Linked DNA regions of Homo sapiens: region 2 is linked to region 1. A link is an interaction called in ENCODE POLR2A ChIA-PET data of the cell type or tissue named here. Cell type or tissue: CD4-positive, alpha-beta T cell. All regions are shown on one strand. Each heading gives the region's core, and the rest is flanking DNA. Links, peaks and the distances in the headings are about the cores only.

Evidence for each region. Peaks named below come from ENCODE experiments on the same cell type or tissue, not always from the same donor. Only the 100,000 strongest peaks of a DNase experiment are listed, where the experiment ranks them.
Region 2: POLR2A ChIA-PET joins it to region 1 with 7 read pairs; 2 of 35 experiments call an interaction of 5 or more read pairs at or near these places.

Annotation. Positions count from the first base shown.
Region 1 is chrX:49,307,414-49,310,317 of GRCh38, reverse strand. All of the region lies in intron 3 of GAGE10 (G antigen 10), which reads right to left. It overlaps LOC124905188 (a long non-coding RNA gene), which reads right to left and starts at 2,473. Exons shown (of 3, transcript XR_007068231.1): 1 at 1,836-2,473. In CD4-positive, alpha-beta T cell, for the core only: no CTCF peak of the experiment used is centred there; DNase peaks (open chromatin) are centred at 787 and 1,207; H3K4me3 peaks cover 1,468 bases; H3K27ac peaks cover 1,330 bases.
Region 2 is chrX:49,155,095-49,157,998 of GRCh38, reverse strand. LOC105373195 (a long non-coding RNA gene) reads left to right here and starts at 1,721. Exons shown (of 3, transcript XR_007068230.1): 1 at 1,721-2,033. RefSeq lists enhancers at 472-1,170, 1,531-1,675, 1,891-2,040, cis regulatory regions at 1,595-1,610, 1,391-2,851 and a silencer at 1,381-1,700. In CD4-positive, alpha-beta T cell, for the core only: a CTCF peak has its summit at 1,598; DNase peaks (open chromatin) are centred at 1,668, 2,048 and 2,588; H3K4me3 peaks cover 1,569 bases; H3K27ac peaks cover 524 bases.

The DNA.
Region 1 (2,904 bases), core at 192-2,691:
TTCTTAAGCCTCCGATCAGCTTTCTTCTTTGCCTCCTGATCTCAGTTAATGTACACCTTGGTAGCCACTTTAATAAGCTGAGTAGCATTCACACCTACGGAGCTTCTAACTTCTGCAATTTATGCCTAATATCTCCTTGGCCCTGACTTACAAATGTTGTATTCACCATGCACTGATTTTCAGCAGCCTTGGGGTTAAACGGAGTGTACACCCAAAATGCCTCACAAAGTCTTTCTTAAAACTGGCTGGTGCTTTTATCTGCACCCTGGAGCACCTCTGAGATTTTTTATATTGGTTGTCTTTTTCTTTTACTATCCTTTAGCTTTTGCAGAAGTGTTTCTCGGCACCTTCGTAGGTGTTGAAGCCAGACTGCATCATCTGGGTCCTAGTGGGGGTCCTTTTGTCCTCGTAAGAGGCGTAAGCATAACTTCGGCATGGCCAGACCTGAGACGGCCTACCTGACTTTTCTAGCTTTTCACTTTAACTTCCTGGAGCTCTGATTTCTCCTTCTGTGAGACTGGGAGCCTGTATCTCTTTGAACTTAACTCCTTAGGGGCAGTTAGCCTTAGTAAAGGGGGGTAGATTGGAATGTAGGGAGGAGGGGTCTCTATTCCCTCCTGTGGTTCTTGCAAAACCAGTTTTCTCCTTCCTCAGACTTTTCTTTTGTTTCCATAGCTGCCAGGGCAGCTGATTTTTACTTTCACTTTTGGCTTTTACTTTTCACTTTTTACTTTTGGAGTTACAAGCCTCTGTGACTTTCCCTTTAACTCTGTAGCCGTCAGAGCAGCTGGTTTCTCTTGGCATGAGCTGCGAGCATTCTACAATAAACTGCTAGGCAGGGCTGCATTCATTTAGTCATCAATGTAAAGACTAGGTCTGAATGCCCTGGCTGTCCTCTGACCCTAGTCACCACCTTAAAACACATGGCCAATTTCTCTGTAGTGCCTTCGGCCCGCCATCTGACACTAAAAGAGGGCTATTCTAATTCACAGTATGTCCTTAACTTTTGAGCATCCAGTTTCATCCCATAATCACCTCTAAATCTTTTTTTAAATTTTTTCATCATGCACTCCAAAGGAGTTGGTTTCAACACTTTTCCTCCCATTTCCTCCCTTGTGGCGCACTTTCACTCTCACTTTCACTCTCGGGTCCACTAGACTGGGTCCTATTATGGGAGTTTCAGAGGCTGCTTAGCCAGGAACGTGCCTTCCCCTCTCACAGCCTGCTGTGGCCATGGAGCTGGTCCTATCAGCTGTACACAACGTCCTAGGTCTGATTTCCCCCGCACTTGCCTCAGAGCACACAGCCCACGCTAAGGGATCTGTGCTTCCCCACGTCACTCCCCGCATTGGCCTCTCCCGAGACCGTCTCTTTCACACACTTTCACACATGTCCCCTGCCCCAGGACTCCTCATCGGACAAAACGGGCCTCTCCCGTGTCCTGGGTGAGCCTAGTTAGGCTCCCACATTCACACACCTACACACCACTCCTACCCCAGGACTCCTCATCAGACGAAACGAGCCTCTCTCATGTCCTGGGTAGGTCCACACACACACCCACACACTCCCAGTTGGGCTGGCAAGCCACTCTTGCACCCTGCCAGCAAGCTCTTCCTTGCTGCACTTGCCACTCTATTGGCCCATTTTCTCCACCACTGAGCCACTTTCACTTTATTAGGGGGACATGAGGTTCATCCAAATTGGCAGGCCACTCCTGCTGCCCCCCAGCCACTCTGGGTTGGATTAGTGGTCGGTCCCCGGGAGGTGATCAAGCTCCCCTTCATCCCTATGGGATGGGCTTTCCTGCCTTGGGCCCTTTCTCCTTACTGTGGTACCTGAAGTGCTGGTATCATGCTGCAGCCCCGTCTCCAGTTCCGTTGTGCAGCCAGCTAGGCCACTGGGATGCCGGGAGAGCCAGTCTCCATCCAGGTGAAGCTCCCCTACGGCACGCCTTGGATACCAGGTCTCCCCTGGCCGTGGGGCTCTAGTCCCACAGACAAAGGAGACAGTAAATCTGCCATCTCCAATCCCTGTCCGGGTCACCAGAAATGCTGCAGGATAATTAAGGAATCAGAGAGACCGAGGGGTTGAGGAGGAATTATTTAATTATTTAGATGCACCGACCTAGTCAGATTAACATCCAAAGGACTGAGCCCCAAACAAAGAGTCAAGCTATCTTTTAAGCATTTCGTGGGGCAGGGGGAGATCTGTGCAGGGGAAGCATATTACAGAAGTGGGAAACAAATACAGTTACTCAATTGAAACATGCATTACATTATTTCTTACTTTTCAAGGAACAACATGTTTTACCACTTGAGATTATCTGTCTAGTGACCTTGCAGCTGCACAACTAGAGAAACAGGGTCTTCACAATGCCTCGGAAAGGGAGAGATAAGACTCACTAGCCACAGAAGGAAAAACAGGCAGTTAATTTTAAAGGACTCCAGCTCTTTCTCTTCCTCAGGGGAAATTGGGTTTTCTTACATACAACTGAGTTTTTGCTTACACATTCTTTAATTTCTTTTAATTCCTGTTCCATCACAACTGTAATCCAAACATTTTGGGATGCCAAGGTGGGCAGATCAGGTGAGGTCAGAAGTTCAAGACCAGCCTGGACAACAGGGCGAACCCTATCTCTACTAAAAATACAAACAAACAAAAAAAAGGAAACATTACTCAGGCACGGTGGCCAGGCCCTGTAGTCCTAGCTACATGGGAGGCTGAGGCAAGAGAATCCCTTCAACCTGGGAGGTGTAGGTTGCAGTGAGCCAAGATTGCACTACTGCACTCCAACCTGGGCAACAGAGAGAGACTCCGTCTCAACAAAGGAAAAAAAAAAAAAGGAAAAAAGAAATTGTCTGGAGAACTGGCGAAATTTGAGTATACACTGTGTAATAAATGACT
Region 2 (2,904 bases), core at 206-2,705, 150 kb after region 1:
TTATAATCTTAGTAGAAATGGAGTTTTGCCATGTTGGCCAGGCTGGTCTCAAACTCCTGGCCTCAAGTGATCCACCTGCCTTGGCCTTCCAAAGTGTTGGGATTACAGGCATGAGCCACCGCGCCCAGCCCACCCTCTCCAATTTTTGAGTTCCGCAACCTCATAATGCCCAGAGCACCAAACCATTCTTTGGCTCCAAAAGCTCCAACGGTACTCAGTCCCACCACACATTTCCAGTTTCCCAATAGGGACAGTGGGAGATAAACTTTCCCTGCAAATATACTGAGTGCCTACTTGTGCAAAGCTCTGGTGGAAATTGCAGAGTTTCCTAGTAAACTCGGGCTCCAGTTCTGCGTCCCTGCTTTTAGTTGTCAGAGGTCAGACAGTACCCTAATTTCTCTGGGCTTCGACTGCCCCTTCCTATGCTGGAATAGCAACATCCCAGAGTGGAAAAAGGAGCCAGCCCAGCGTCCTCAGCTAACGGAGGCCTCCTTGCTGGCCGCCAGATAGGCCACCCCGCAGATACAGGAACCAGGCACGGGCCCGCCACCCTGTTTCCAGGGTCTGAGCGGGTCACCAGGTGAGCACGCCCCAGAGCTCAAAACTCGTCGCTGGCTGCCCTGCGTCCACCCGGCCGACTACTGGCCATGGAGCCGCGCACAGGGGGCGCCGCGAACCCTAAGGGGAGCAGAGGAAGTACAGGGATTGGGGATGTTGGGGAAGGACAGAGCGAGTCGCCGCCACCCCCGTCCCGCCTGTCTGCTCCACACCTTTTCCTTCTGACAGGTGGTAAACAGAGCGGCTCTGGCGCCCAAGTGAAGGTGGCAGGGGGCAGGGGCCCAGCGATGGAGGCTGGGCTGGAGGTCCCCTACCCACACCCACACACGAGGGAAAGGGCCGCGCACCAGAGCAGGGGAGGGGCTCTCAGGAGTCTCCAGGGAGACGTGCAGATGTGCGGGGAGGGGTCTGCCCGTGGTCACTGGGGACACCTGGGCACTCAGGGTCTTAGTGAACTGGGGGGAGGGGAGCTGGGGGCCCCTGGGGACCTGTGGAGGGGGACTCTGGAGGTATGTGGGCCATGGGGGGAACGGGCCCTCTGAGGGAATTCATGGGGGTAGCAGCGGTTGCCTAGGATACCTAGAGGGGGAATTGGGGGTTCCGGGGCTACGGGGTCAGGCCGTGTTCTCCCGGGATATCTGGGGGAAATGGGTCCCCTGAGATATCGTGGATGAAGAGTTGGGCATCCAGGGTGATTAGGGGGCAGTCGAGGACCTCACGGGGTGTTCGGAGGTGTCTAGGACTATTGCAGTCAAACAGCGATCTCCAGGGACACCGTGAGAGCAGGCTGGGGGTGCACCCGCTACCCGCGATGGTCGGGGATCGCATGAGAGGGGAGGGACAGCAGTGACCTCCGAAACTACCGAGGGAGTGGCCAGGGGTCGCCGGGTATCCTGAGGGGCATTTCTAGTCTTTGAGCGTCCGGAAGCATGGGGGTTGGCGGAGGCCGATGGTCGGCGTTGACCTGTCCCCTCTTGCGCGCAGGCCTGGGCCCCTCCCGCCCGCGTGCCCCAGCGCCCTTCCGCTCCTGGCGCGGCTGGACGCGCGCCCCCTGGCTGCGAGGGCTGCGGTCGATGTGGCGGCGCTAGTACACAGGGCGGGCGCCACATTGCGCCTGCGCCGGAAGGAGGGTGTGTGACGGGGGTGGGGCCTCCCAGGGGGCAGGTTCGGAGAGGAGCTGGGTTCAGAGGAGCAGGCCTGGGGGGTCAGCAGCTACTGCCCTGCCTTGGGTGGGGCCAAGGGGCGCGATTTGGGAGGGCGGGGATCGGAGGATGCTTCGGAGGATGCTTCGAAGGATCCTTGGGGTTATCCTAGAATATTCCTTGAGGGTTATCGCAGTAGGTGAGGGCCAGATTAGTTGAGTGTGCGTAGCTGGATCCCCGTTCTGGTCGGCGGGGCCTTGAGGGTCCTTTCCGAGGGCTTGAGGCCTGGAGAGTGCTGGGGGCGAGCACGCAGCGAAGGGGCAGGCCTGAAATGTGAGTCATGGGGATGGAGCCTATAGGCCCATGGGGGCGGGGCTTGCGATGTCAGGAATGGGATGACGGTTAGAGGCTGATTAAAGGGTGTGCTCTGGAAGGTTCGGGAGTCAAATTTTTTTTATTATCATTATTATACTTTAAGTTCCAGGGTACATGTGCACAACGTGCAGGTTTGTTACATATGTATACATGTGCCATGTTGGTGTGTTGCATCCATTAACTCATCATTTACATTAGGTATATCTCCTAATGCTATCCCTCCCCCATCCCTCCACCCCACGACAGGCCCCGGTGTGCGATGTTCCCCACAGGAGCCAAATTTTGAAGTAGCATTCTCCAGGGTGGGCCGAATGGAGTTTGCCTGTGTGTGTGACCATATTTGGAGATAATCCTAAAGGTGTTATTTGAGAAATGTTTTCTGCGCTTTATTAAAGGGAGATAGGAAGATAAGGTCTGGAGGTGTTCAAATGGCCGGGCCCAAGATTCTTTAAGGAGGTGGAGCTTTGGGGATTACTTGAGATGAGGGTGGGGAGACAGTTTAATTGGAGGCGTGGCTCGGACGTAAATTCAAGGAGCTGCGGCTAGAAAGTGAATTTAAGGGGCGGGGCTGAGACAATTTCTATGGAGAGTCTCTAACCGCTTTCTCCGCCTCTTCAATCCCCTAGCCTTTATCGTTCTGGGCTGTAAGGACAATAATGTCATGGATAGTCGTCTGCCCCACAGACCCCCTTGCCTTTCATGCAGAGGTTCTATCATGACAAATACAGCCAGGCGTGAAAAACCTTGGGTACTTTTCTGGAGCTGTGAACAGTACGTGGCTCTGGAGTCTGCCTTAATGAACCTTGGGGGCGGGAGGCTTACAAGGGTA